2 separate regions of the Homo sapiens genome follow, and region 1 is linked to region 2. Evidence: chromatin contacts called from ENCODE Hi-C or POLR2A ChIA-PET data. All regions are on one chromosome and are shown on one strand. The core of a region is the stretch at or near the end of the contact, and the rest is flanking DNA. Distances in the headings are between cores, read along the strand shown. Region 1 holds the start of LARRPM (LINC00240 antisense RNA regulating promoter methylation). Region 2 holds the start of H2BC11 (H2B clustered histone 11).

Evidence for each region. A loop is a pair of places that touch in the nucleus more often than their neighbours do. ChIA-PET counts read pairs that join two places held with the same protein, here RNA polymerase II (POLR2A). Pooled maps may share reads with other maps.
Region 1: a pooled map shows a loop between it and region 2 (4-fold over the local background). The contact joins the promoter of LARRPM here to the promoter of H2BC11 in region 2. A Hi-C loop is called at or near these places in 5 of 50 pooled maps. POLR2A ChIA-PET finds 5 or more read pairs at or near these places in 3 of 52 experiments (H1, OCI-LY7 and PC-9).

What each region holds. Positions count from the first base shown.
Region 1 is chr6:27,018,768-27,025,901 of GRCh38, reverse strand. It overlaps LARRPM (LINC00240 antisense RNA regulating promoter methylation), which reads left to right and starts at 5,596. Exons shown (of 1, transcript NR_026776.1): 1 at 5,596-6,536. LINC00240 (long intergenic non-protein coding RNA 240) reads right to left here. Exons shown (of 3, transcript NR_026775.2): 3 at 1,928-2,648. TRI-TAT2-2 (tRNA-Ile (anticodon TAT) 2-2) reads right to left here and starts at 5,556; the gene lies at 5,463-5,556. RefSeq lists an enhancer at 5,592-5,851.
Region 2 is chr6:27,131,464-27,138,106 of GRCh38, reverse strand. It overlaps H2BC11 (H2B clustered histone 11), which reads left to right and starts at 5,312. Exons shown (of 1, transcript NM_021058.4): 1 at 5,312-5,791. The coding sequence starts at 5,357. The coding sequence ends at 5,737. H2AC11 (H2A clustered histone 11) reads right to left here and starts at 5,064. Exons shown (of 1, transcript NM_021064.5): 1 at 4,572-5,064. The coding sequence starts at 5,035. The coding sequence ends at 4,643. RefSeq lists enhancers at 4,382-4,897, 4,593-4,932, 4,898-5,411, 5,543-5,612, 5,623-5,692 and 1 more.

The sequences.
Region 1 (7,134 bases), core at 4,347-6,846, 110 kb after region 2:
ACATGTTTTAGATGAGATTAACATTTGAATTAGTACACTGTAAGTAAAGCAGATTACCTTCTATAACATGGGCGGGCTTCATCTAATCCAACTGAAGGCCTTACGAGAAAGAGACTGGAGTTTCCTGAGGAAGAGGGAATTCTGCTTCCAGGATGCCTTCAGGCTCAAGCTGCAACATTAACACTTTCCTGAGTCTTCAGTCTGCTGGCCTACCCTGCAGATTTTGTACTTGCCAGCTCCCACAATCATGTGAGCTACTATCTTGAAATAAATGCCAATCTATTTATCTACCTATCTCTCTATACGTATATATAAAATCTCTAGTTGGTTCTGTTTCTCTGGAAAACCCTTAGTAATGCAATGTGGAATGTGCAAGTGAAGATATCAAGAAGTGAGTCAGAAATAAGAATTTGGAGCACAGGAAGATGGCTCTCCTGAATATTGGTATAGAATGTAACTTAAACAATGAATATTATGTAATATAGATTCATGATTCTTAATCTTGTGCAGTGGTTTACATACATAAAAGAAATACACAAAATTTTAGCAAGTTACATATCTCTGAAATTCATCAGTATAGATTTAATTTAGCTTAAGATTAAAAAGCAGACCAATGACTGAATCTTGGGGGGAAAACTCATATTTACAAAGGAAAGGGGAGAGCTGAAAGAACTGGAGAATTGGAGATACCAAGGAGTAAAATCTCACCTACAAAAGATTAGTCAACCATCAAATACAGTTGAGTACAATTTAGAAAAAAAAGTCTAAAAATGTCTTGGTGAGGATGTCATCTCAGTAGCCTTAACAAAGCAGTTGGTAAAATGATGGGTGGATGCCAGATTGCAGTGGGTTGAAGACTGTAAGGAAAGGAAAGGCATTCACTTAGGTTTCTCTTTCTGGAAGTACATGTTGAAGGGAAGGAGTAAAAAAGAGCAGTCTCTTGAGAGTAGACGTGTAGATCTTTGGATCATGCAGAGTGTGAGTGTGTATGTCCATTCAAAGAGGACAGACTGTGTGTTTATACATATTTTATTTTAAGGTTAAGTCATCATGGGGAGTTGGCATTTGGAGGTGCAGATGAAGAGTTTAGTCTTTAATGAGCAGAGAGACATCTCTAAAAAATCAGGCAAGCAATAAAGCTCGTAACTGATGCTGATGAATTATAAATGTATGTAAAGAAGAGGGGAATAATGTAAATCAGAGGAGGTTCTAGATTCTTTGTGAAGTAAAAGGTAAGATTATCTGCTGAGAATGAAGCATTATCATGGAGTTTGGCTATTAAGGAGATAGGGGAAATTATGCAAAAACACCCTGGGTGGATGAGGGAGTTATTAGGCCTAAGGTTACCCATAGGCTTTGAGGTTACAGACCACAATTTTGCAAAGGACATGAAATTTGCTTGCTTCCCTTTTATTCTCCAGAAAGGGTAGGGTAAATATTGATGGGAAAATATGGATAAAGTGATGTTGGTGTGTTGGAAACTTGATCCCCAGTGGGGCAGTATTGGAAAGTGGGATCTTTAAAAAGTGTTTAAATTATGAGGGCTCCACCCTCATGAGTGGATTAATGCCATTATTTTAGGACTGAGTTTCTTATAAAATGAAGAGTTCTGCCCCCTCTTGTTCTCTCCCCTGCCCCCCACCACCCACTCTTTGACCTTCTGCCATAAGGTGAGGCAACAAGAAGTCTCTCGCCAGATGCTAGTCCCTTGATTTTGAACTTCCTTGCTTCCAAGACCATGAGCCAATAAATTTATGTTCATTATAAACTTCCCAGTCTTAGGTATTTTGTTATAGCAACACAAAATGAACTAAAATAGATGCTTTTCATATTCTCTGTTCTATTCCTAATGAGTTTGTGATCATGCCGGAATAACTGAATTGTGAACTCCTATTAAGACGTCTATAACAGTTCAACAAAGACAGGGTGAAAGAATCAACAATTATTGCATAACAAACTATCTTCAAAGCTCAAGGTCACATAACAATAAGCATTTATTTCATACAGGCTTATTGGAGAAGTCAGCTGGTCTAGGCTGGGCTCAGCTGGATGGATCTTCTTCAATCTGTAGACAGCAGAGGCAGCCAGACAACTTTTTTCTTTGTCTCTCATCCTCCTCTTCAGACCGGTGGGTGACCTGCGGTTTGTTTTTCTTATGACAATAGCAGAAGTACAAGAAGGCAAGTGGAAATAGGCAAAGCCTTTTAAGGCCCAGGCTGGGAATAAGCACACCATCACTTCTACCCCATTCCATTGGCCAAGCAAGTTGAGTGGACAAGTCTAAATCAAGGGACTTTGTTTTTTAGTTATCTATTGCTGTATAACAAACCATCTCAAATGCAGTGGCTTAAAATACTATGCTCAAATGTAGTAACTTGAAGCAACTGTGATTATTTATTTGCTTATGATTTTACAATTTTGACAGAGAATGACAGAGAGAGCTTATCTCTACACTATGTGGCATCTGCTAGAGTTGTAAGGTATGAGATGGCTTTTTCACTCACAGGTTTGATGTCTTAGAATAGTTGGAGTAGTTGAGGGTTGGCAAGGAATATCTCTCCATGTCTTTCCATGTGGTTAGCTTGAGCCTCTGCAAACCATCGCAGTCTCTAGGTATTTGAACTTCTTAACATGGGAGCTGGCTTCTCCTTAAAGGTAAAAGTGGAAGCTGATATGTTTTCTTACTGCCTGGGCTGAGAAATCACAAAATGTTATTTTTACTGCATTCCATTGCTCACAGTAGTTACAAACCCAAACCAAATTCAAGGTGAAGGGAAACAGACTCTACTTCTAGCTGAGGAGGTGCCAAGCTCACATTGCAGAAGGGAACGAGGGATACTGTTTCAGTCATTTTCAGGAATCCAGTCTACCACAAGTGAAGACAAACTCTCCACCCACAAAAAGGGTGTGGATATAGAGAAGGAGCAATAATTTAATCAACTGTGCTGTATAATACGAATGTGTATATTAAAATGATTTTAAATGATTCTAGAGTCAGTCCCTTGCCCTGATATCACAATCTGGAGGATTGTCATTTAACATAATAAAACCACACTGCTGAAGTGGCCACCAAAAGTACTTCAGTTTTCTTTATTTTTGATAAACACCAGAGGCTGCCATAATTAGTATAATGGAATATTGGATACTGGTTTTCTTTGATGAAATTTGTCCTTGTTAATTAGTTAATTAATATATTAGAAACAAAGATCCCATGGTGTGAAGGGAAAAAAATATTAGAAATATAGTCTCCCTGGGTAAATTAGCGGTTCCCAAAATGAATTAAATATTTAAGAGACACTGTTCAAAGGGAATAAAAATTAAATGAGTTCTAGCCTTTAACTTGAGGGATGGTGCCCTAGGCTGGAGATTTCAGTATTTCTGTGTCCTGCTGTGTCCAGAGGTTTTCTTCTTAGAGATGTTTGGCTGAATCCTCACTCTGAAATATTGTTGCATTTGCCTCAAGCAAAGCTTTCATGAAAGGTAGTTTTGAAGTTAGTAAAACAACAATGACAACAACAAAAACAAATGACAAAACCGTGGGAACTTCATTGAGCTTAGAGAACAGGTTTTATGACTGTTTTTTGCTTGCTTTCTAATAAATGACTATATATGTACAAAATTTTGTTGAAGATCTTCTATCACTATAACTCGTTGGTATGTTGTAGCTAACTATCCCTTACTTTATACTATAAAGTAAGGTATAGTATAAAGTACTATAAAGTAAGCTGCCTACAGACATCTACCAAAAGCACCCAAAGTTGTGTATCACAAAACTGGCTTAAGCCAGTTCACAAAAATTCTTTATGGCAAAGGTCACCATTTTTTAAACACTGTCTGAAGACACTCAATAATACCTTCAACTGATCAGGAACAGAGATAAAATAATTGAATTAAGGTGCTAAATCTATTCAGAAAAAATATCCAAAAGTTAATATAAGGCAAAAAAAAAAGATATTAGTACTCTTTCAAAATAATACTAGAGCATTGTCTAACAAGCCCACTGAAGGGGCAAGTAATCCTCTAAGTTAATGGAACTTTTGGAGGTCACTATTTACTAATGATTAGAAAATAGATTACAAGGTTAAATGTCATTATGTAGAATATTAAGTTTTGAATGATTTTTACCCAGTAAAGATGCAACTAGTTTCTGTCTTTTAGATAAAAATAATCCCAAAGGCCATAGTTTTCACTGCCTCATAGGACATTAGCTAGTTTTTTACTTAAACTTGCAATCTCATGTCAGCATTATTTTTCCCCCACTGACTATACCTTTACCAGCCTTTTCTATTGCCATTGCAATCAGTTTACCATACTCCTCCTTTTCTCATTAGTGACTTAAATAAATATTTGGTGATTAGTTACTATATATATATTTGAAGATTATGCTTTGATAGCTTTTAAGGTACTCCAGTGGCTTAGCAAGAGCTACAAAGTGAGAAGGTGTTCACTTTATTATCATCTGGTGCATTCCTGAACGGGACCTCGCTAACCTTTCTCAGGAGAGAGTCTGTGAGTGGACAATGTCCAGATACATGCAAGACCCATTTAGGAATACAGATCTCAAGAGAGAGTTATCTGTGCTCAGCTTAATTCCACTCACCTCCGTGTCCCAAGTGGGACACATGTGCTTTCAGATTTGTGGCAATCTTTATAGCTAGGAAAACAACTCCCAATTACTCAGTTCAATTCCCTCTCTTGCTGAAGAGTTGGGAAGCATATGATAAAAGCTATGTCCAGGCAAACTGCAGGTGTCATAGGGAGAGGAAGCCTATTTTAAAGTCAAAATCCCTATCTACTTCCTACCCACCTCAGCCACAACAATATGCTTATTCTTGTAATGCTGTTCTAAAGATTTCAGGTTTCTGGGTCTATTATCACTCATCCTTTTCCAAGTCCAGGTAATTGAATGCCTGAGGACACCAGGTGCTGTTTCTCAGTTGATAGAAGCTGCTAGATCTTCCATGACTGTTGATTTTTATCAGGGTAAAATTAAGTGGGGGAAAAATACTGGAGGGGACACTGTTGTCAGAAATCAGTCCCCCCACACCCCTCCCAATCAGAGCTTTAATCAGACAGGAACCTTTTACTATTTCCCACTTTTGAGTTTCCTTAAATGGAGTTCAATGCTTATCACCTGATGGGAGTTTCTTAGCACTAAGTATGTGCCAGGGGCTCCCCGAGGAACGATGATCGATGATCCTAAGAACAAAGTGGAAAGAAGGATGTAAAGAGATGATGTTCTTTACCTGAGATCGACGTGCAGAACAAAGTGGAGATAGAAGGTAGCTAACTCACTGCGGCGCAACGGATTTTGTTGGTAATTGGCGTTGCTTGGTTCTAAAAAGGCTAAGGAAACCAATAACAATAAACTGTGTACACAATTCCAAACACGTTAAAGACGATGGAGTCGGATTACAGGGGGAAAGGCACTTCAAGTAATGCTATTTTGGGTTGGAAAACAATGCTCCAGGTGAGGCTCGAACTCACAACCTCGGCATCACTCGCACACATACTGCCATATAAGTACCGCGCGCTAACCGATTGCGCCACTGGAGCACCCAGTTTCTACTTCCGGTCACTCCTTACACAGCCTACACAGGAACATCCGGCGTGTTTGCTCTGGTCGTCACAGCACCGGTTCCTCGGGCGCGCGCCCTTAGTCCTGGGGCCGCTTCTCCCCCGGACGCGTGCGAAGGCGGACTGGGTTCCGCTGCGGTCTCCACGGGAGCCACCGGTCCTGAAAGCGCGGAGCATGCTTTGTTTGCGGAAACGAAAGCGAATACTTCTTTCCAAGGAGACTTAGGAAAGGGCAGACGCTCCCACTGCCTCAGGTGTTCCCTGGAGGACCTTCAAGTGGCCGCCGTGTGGGCGGGCTAGCGTCCCGCTGCTGCGCTGGTTCCGGAGCCCTTCCCTTGCCTCTCCCAGGGTCCTTCTCCCAGCGTCGGAGGAAGGCCCGCAGTCTGCGAGTGGAGTGCGGGTGGTGGGAATCCCTGGGAGGATTACGAAATCCTTAAAGTGGGATTTACCAAACGCATTCCTTTCCGCTCACTTCCGTTCCCGCTTAACAAACGTGTTGGAAACGTGTTGCTACTGAAAGGAAGTGGCGCTGGGCTGCATTTTCTGTGGCTAGTCTGCGAGAAACAGCCCTGGAATAGGGCCTCTATTTCTTCCTTGGAGCATCCCTCCCCGGGACCTGGGAGTTGAAACTCTAGGCTAAAGCAACTGAAGCAGGCCCAGGACTGGGTCTCTGAAATTCATGGTGTCTCTACGCTGAGTTAAACTAAGTTTTTCAGAAAATGTCTAACTAGGCTAAAGACCTTGTGCTTCAGAGTGTTTTGAGAGGAGAGTTTGGGGAAAAGGGCTCTCTCTAGAAGGTAAATTTGTATGGGAGATGGGGAGTGTGTGTTTACACGGAGTATCGGGCGTCTTTCTTATGGGTGGACATTGTGGATAAGAATGAGATATTAAGGCAGAATTAGCTGGGCTTTTAATCCCAAACAGTGTTTTAAAAATAAAAACTATATATTTAAGGTGTACAACATGATGTTTTGATACATGTACACAGTGAAATGATTTCTACAGTCAAGCTAATTAACATAATACATCTCTTCACAGTTACTATTTTGTGTAAGTGGTGAGAGCGCATGAAATGTACTCTCCGCAAGTTTCCAATGCACAATGCAGTATTAACTATAGTTATGCTATGCATTACATCTCTAGACTTATTCATCCTATAGAACTGCAACTTTGTATCCTTTGACCAACATCTTAACCATTTCCATACGTCTCCACCCCTGGTAACCACTGTTCTACTCTGCTTCTATGTATTTGACTTTTTTAGAATCCACATAAGAGATCATGCAGTATTTTTCTTGCTGTGTCTGGCTTGTTTCACTTAGCATAATGACATCGAGGTTCATCCATGTTGCAAACAGCAGGATCTTCTTTATTAAGGATGAATAATATTCTATTGTGTGTATAAACTATATGTGCTTTATCCATTCATTGGTGGACAGCCACTTAGGTCGATTCCATATCTTAGTTATTGTGAATAATGTTTCAATGAAGATGGGCATGCAGTTATTGCTTCGAGATCCTGATTTCATTTCCTTTGCGGATGTGAACACCGAAAAT
Region 2 (6,643 bases), core at 4,063-6,562:
AAGTTAATCAGTTGGTTAGTCAGCACAATACATTAACTATTTCCCCCACTGATTTGAGGAACTTATTATCATATACTGAATATATGAGCCACCGCACCCGGCCCATTTGGTGATTTTCTTGCTACTCTTTATTTTAATGAGTACCTTACAGCAGTGCTTGAAGTATTTTCAAAGTATTCCACTTAAATGTCATAAAGTAAATGAAGATAAACTTTTCATTAAAATACTTTAGAAATTTTTGCATTTATGTTGCAATAAAAGAAAACTTGCCATACACCTTTGGAAAACAAAAAAAAATTGATATGACTGGCTGTAACTTGCTGTAGCTGAATTCAGTATATGTTGTAAAGAGGGTAAGGTAGCATAGGTTAATTGAATACGTTAATCTAAGGGTAAATACAAATTAAAAATGAGAGGCTTAATTATCTGTTGAAAACAAAAGACTTCCCTTTCCTTTCCCATCACTTTCAAAATGTCTTTCTCTGTCCTTTTAAAATGTATGTAAATCCTTTTAATGGCTAAATAGGCCTTATAACTCAGAATATTTTCTCAATGCCTGGAGAGCCATCCCTTTGAAATGTTAATCATTAAAAAAGATAGTGGTCTGTCTCCCAGTTTCCAGCGAGAAAATGGGCTGAACTTTAGCTGTCACCTGACTTCGAATTGCAAAACCTATCCAATGTAGCCATACATAATAAGCAAGATTTCTTTCTGCTTTTGCAACCTCTTCATAAGGTTTCCTGTGATAAGCAACTCTCCCTGGTTTAATGCTTATTCAATAATAAAATTATTTCCTTTGTCTTCTTTGGGAGAAGATTTTAAAATTGTATTTCCCCAACATTAGTTAACAAGTATATTTCTCTACTTGAGCTTCTCACTAATCAGAAGCCTTTTTCTGTATCTGATTTCATGAGTTTTCGCATAGCAATTAGTGACAAGGATAGCAATGAATGGTAAAAGGTGGCAGAGCATGCCATCCCAAAATATGCCATTTTGGAATAAGAATTATTCTGAGATACAGGCAATTTTAAAAAGAGTAGGTACAAGAAAGGCACTTTGACCGTTCCCTTTTACCCCCTTAAAAGCAGGAATTAAAATTCCCCTGTGGAAGATGTCCTCCCTGTACCAAAAGGAAAAGAACATTTTCATCAAGGACAGGAAGTTGAAACCAAGAGAATTCTGTCCAAGCAGATCTTAAAATAATTCTTGTTTTCCTTTAGCCTTCCTACATAGTTACATTTCCACAATTTACTCCATTCAACCTACTATAAAAGCATTTAGGTTTTGCTACTTCTTTGGGGTCTATTATTAGAGCTCCCATGTCCCATGCCACATAAAATTTATATTAAATTTATATGGTTTTCTCCTCTTAATCTTATGTCAGTTTAATTATCAGGCCAGCCATAAAAACTCTTAAGAGGACAGAGGTAAAATTTTGCCTCCCCTACAAGGATATTTGAGTTTGTCAGACTCTTTAGTTTCTGAAATTGACGGTAAATTTAGTTCTGAAATAGTAAACATACACGCAGTATAACATTTTAAAAAAATGTTATGCTAATCAGTCTGTTTTCTAACAGGATAACTGACTATCAAGATAAACTTAGTTCAAATAGAGTAACTCTGAGTTCTCACATTCTTTCACATTACAAAACAAATCTGGCAGCAAACTTTGTCAGAGGCGTTTAAACCAGAGAAACTCCATCTTGAATAGGGGCTGGGTAAAATAAGGCTGAGGCCTACTGGGCTGCATTCCCAGAGGCTTAAGGCATTTGTAGTCACAGAATAGGTCAGCACAAAGTACAGGTCACAAAGACCTTGCTAATAAAAGCATGCGGTAAAGAAGCCAGCCAAAACCTACCAAAATCAAGATGGTGAGGAAATTGACCTCTGGTTATCCTCACTGCTCATTATACACTACTTATAATGCATTAGCATGCTAAAAGACACTCCTACCAGTGCCATGACCATTTACAGATGCCATGGCAACGTCGGAAAGTTACCCTATAGGGTCTAAAAGGGGGAGGAACTCTCAGTTGGGGAATTGCCCACCCCGTTCCCAGAAAACTCATGAAGAATCCACCCCTTGTTTAGCATGTAGTCAAGAAATAACTATAAATATCCTTAGAATAGAACAAAAGAACAATTTTCTTTACTTCTCTAATAAACTTGCTTTCACTGTACTCTATGGATTTGCCTTGAATTCTTTCTTGAGAAAGACCCAAGAACTCTCTCTTGGGGTCTGGATTGGGACCCCTTTCCAGTAACAGTTACACTTGCAAAGTACATCCTGTGTCCAACCACTGTATATTTAATTGTGAAATTTATTAAATATTAATTTAAATAAGTTGAAAGACCTTTAAAGACAGGGCAATTCAAAAATGAGTAAAATTATTGGGTTACACAGTATAAAAATCCATCAAAAAGCCAAATATTTTACTATTTGGGGGGCCTCTCAAGTACCTATTTTTGCTAGATATTGTCAGCACTTGTTTCTGTTCCAAAACATCGTATTTATACTAGGATTGGAAGTAGTTATATTTTAAGAACAAGAAACAGACACAGTAAAAGGTTATGAGATGTCAGTAGACTAAGTGCTAAAGAAATTCCAGATAGGAAGAGGAGGTATCTAGAGAAAAGGAGCTGAAAAGAAATGGGGTAGGTTGACCAAATTTTAGAGCAAGAGTTTTTAACCTGAGGTCCGTACTTATATGTCACAATGCCCCTAAGGAAAAAATTCAGCAATTGGAGGGTGTTGAAGGGGAAGTCTGTGAGTTTGGGTAGTAAAATATCTATTTTTAAAAACTTAACCTTGACTGAACTTGAACATTTCACTTTATTATGAATTTAGGCCACAAATCTCAGTACCTGTTACTTTGTAACCCAAAAGACATTAGATGTTTCATTTCTCATTACAATTGCTGAGTTATCGTGAAACATTTTTACTCCTCTAATTAGTAACAGCAATTAGGCTCACCAAATCATGTAATGTGTTAACTATATTAACAATATAACTATATAGTCTCATTTATCACTATGAAGTTTTAAAAATACTTTGATAACTGTAATTTAACTTTGTTTGGCATTTTATATACTTAAAACATCATTCTGAGATTTTCCATGTTACCAGACAGCCAAAAGTGTCTACAATACACAAGAAAAATGAGTTAACGTCTTCTTAAGATTACTTCAGAGTGGGCCGGGCGTGGTGGCTTACGCCGGTAATCCCAGCACTTTGGGAGGCCGAGGCCGGTGGATCACGAGGTCAGGACATCAAGACCATCCTGGCTAACACGGTGAAACCCCGTATCTACTAAAAATACAAAAAAGTAGCTGGGCATGGTGGCAGACGCCTGTAGCCCCAGCTACTCAGGAGGCTGAGGCAGGAGAATGGCGTGAACCCGGGAGGCGGAGCTTGCAGTGAGCCGAGATAGCGCCACTGCACTCCAGCCTGGGCGACAGAGCGAGACTCCGTCTCAAAAAAAAAAAAAAAATTACATCAGAGTTCAGTGAACAGAGGGAGGAGGCACAATTGTGCAATCTTGGCATGAGTATTCCTTATTTAGCTACAACACCAAAAGTTATTTGCACTACCGTAGTAAATAACCCTCCTTTACAGAAAACTGCCAGTCTTGCTAGGAGGCCTCAGTTTGTGTCAGGAACGCCCAATACCCTGTACTTTTCTAATAGTCATAAACATTTCTAATATTTCTAATGTACATTTCTAATACTCATCAACATTTGTTGAACCATATTATAATCCTCTATATATTTTCCCTCCTATCTGTGAGGCAGACATTTTAACAGTCTGTGTGCTAACACTTTACCTCAGATTTCTTCATGGGTTTTAAGGTTTATTATTAACTATCCTGTCAAGTTCTTCTAGGTAAGCAACTTGGGATATTAGGCCTTTCCAAATGAGCCATCTTTCTTGGGCTCCAGATAACGTCATCCCAGTATTTTACTCACTTCATTTTAAAGGAATACTTTGCAACATGCAGTAGGGTGGGTAAGAGAATGCTTCACAGCTATCCATCAGGAAAGATGTGAGTCTCTGACAGAGCCTTTGCAGGGAGGTGGACTATTGTGTCACAAAGTTCTTCAGCCTCGCTCTCGTGCAGCGGCGTCACCGCCGAGCTCTCGCAGGAGCGGCAGCTTGCTGATCAGCAGCTCGGAGTTCTGGTAGCGCCGAACGTCGCGCAGGGCCACTGTGCCGGGCACGTAGCGGCGGGACTTCTTCATGCCGCCCTGGCCCGCGTGGAACAGCTGTCTGCTAAATTCTAGCCCGGGCGATAACTCTTTTGGGCCAAAGTGCTTCAAGAACTCACGAAGCCACTGGTGCTCTGTGGACACACACTGATTAAGTTTAAAATTAAGTAATGGCCTAAGAGATTTGTTCACATCTTAACTTTTAAGCGTGGTAAAATCTGGACCACCTTCCCTCTAGTTTTTCTTTTAAATCTGCGGTGTTCGCTACACTGTTTTCAAAAAGATGGGTAATTTATGACTAGAGTCTTGTCCATGTCTCACTTTCTTTCACATGGAATAAATGTTAAGTTCTTTTAGAGAAGACGTGGGTGGCCCTGAAAAGAGCCGTTGGTTTGGACTCGATTTTACTTGAGCTGCCACAAACTAGTACAGATAGTTACTTGCCCTTCGCCTTGTGGTGGCTCTCAGTCTTTTTGGGCAGTAGCACGGCCTGAATGTTGGGCAGGACACCGCCCTGTGCGATGGTGACTTTGCCCAGCAGCTTGTTGAGCTCCTCGTCGTTGCGGATGGCCAGTTGGAGATGACGCGGGATGATGCGGGTCTTCTTGTTGTCGCGGGCCGCGTTGCCCGCCAGTTCCAGGATCTCGGCGGTCAGGTACTCCAGCACCGCTGCCAGATACACCGGCGCGCCGGCCCCGACCCGCTCGGCATAGTTGCCTTTGCGGAGCAGGCGGTGCACTCGGCCCACGGGGAACTGGAGACCGGCCCTAGAAGAGCGAGTCTTGGCCTTAGCGCGGGCTTTGCCTCCCTGCTTGCCACGTCCAGACATAGCGAGCGCAACTCACTACGAGCAACCACAAAGTGAACGGGAAAGGCGGCGCTTTTTATAAACACTATTGGGCGCGAAAAAGAAGACGTGTTGTTGGTTAGGGCTGCAGTTTAATTTCAACCAATAGTAGTGCGTCTTCTGGATTTGCGAATCCTGATTGGGCAGACCTGACCTCTGACGTTACCCTGAATAACTACCAATCAGACACAAGACTTCAACTCTTCACCTTATTTGCATAAGCGATTCTATATAAAAGCGCCTTGTCATACCCTGCTCACGCTGTTTTTCCTTTTCGTTGGCGCTTTATAGCTACACAGTGCTATGCCAGAGCCAGCGAAGTCTGCTCCCGCCCCGAAAAAGGGCTCCAAGAAGGCGGTGACTAAGGCGCAGAAGAAAGACGGCAAGAAGCGCAAGCGCAGCCGCAAGGAGAGCTATTCCATCTATGTGTACAAGGTTCTGAAGCAGGTCCACCCTGACACCGGCATTTCGTCCAAGGCCATGGGCATCATGAATTCGTTTGTGAACGACATTTTCGAGCGCATCGCAGGTGAGGCTTCCCGCCTGGCGCATTACAACAAGCGCTCGACCATCACCTCCAGGGAGATCCAGACGGCCGTGCGCCTGCTGCTGCCTGGGGAGTTGGCCAAGCACGCCGTGTCCGAGGGTACTAAGGCCGTCACCAAGTACACCAGCGCTAAGTAAACAGTGAGTTGGTTGCAAACTCTCAACCCTAACGGCTCTTTTAAGAGCCACCCATGTTCTCAAAGAAAGAGCTGGTGCTTGTATTCCTCCTCTGCTGGCCACTGACAAACCCTTGTAACTTGCTACTGTGTTTTTTGGTCTGAAGTAGAGCAGTTATTTAACTAATCCTTAGTGACTTTTTTTTTTTAGATCTGCCATTCTAATCTTAGAGTTAAGTAAGGAGATGGGAAATTTTCTATTATAAGTTCGAAACCAATTAAAATACGTTAGAAACCAATTAAAATACTCGTCGGTCCCCCGTCGGTTAGTGATTTGGAACAGTGCCAAGTTGCAGCGGTTGTCAGTTTGAATTTGCCCGGGCAACGCCCGCCCTTCCTCTGCATCCTGATTGGTTGTTGTATCCAGGAAGTCCACGGTCGGCTTGGGTGCGCCAAAGGAATCCAAACCCCGCCTTTATTTGGCCTTCCTTACAAACTCAGTAAACTGTCAGTTTCTCATTCTTTAGTATTTTATCGCTTTCGGGAAGGAGATTTATTTCTAATTAGTTTTCGTTGGATAGAGCGTTTTTTTTTTTAAAGGGACCCTTTATGGCAACATAATCAGTTTTTTTTTTTTTGAGAAGGAGACTTCCTCTGTCGCCCAGACTGGAGTGCGGTGGCGCGATCTCAGCTCACTGCAGCCTCCGCCTCCCGGGTTCCAGCGATTCTCCTGCTTCACCCTTCCGTGTAGCTGGGATTACAGGCATGCGCCACCATGCCCGGATAATTTTTGTATTTTTAGTAGAGATGGGGTTTCACCATGTTGGCTAGGCTGGTCTCGAACTGACTTCAGGTGATCCACTAGCCTCAGCCTTAAAGTGCTAGGATTACAGGCATGAGCCATCAAGCCCGGCTACAACGGAATTTG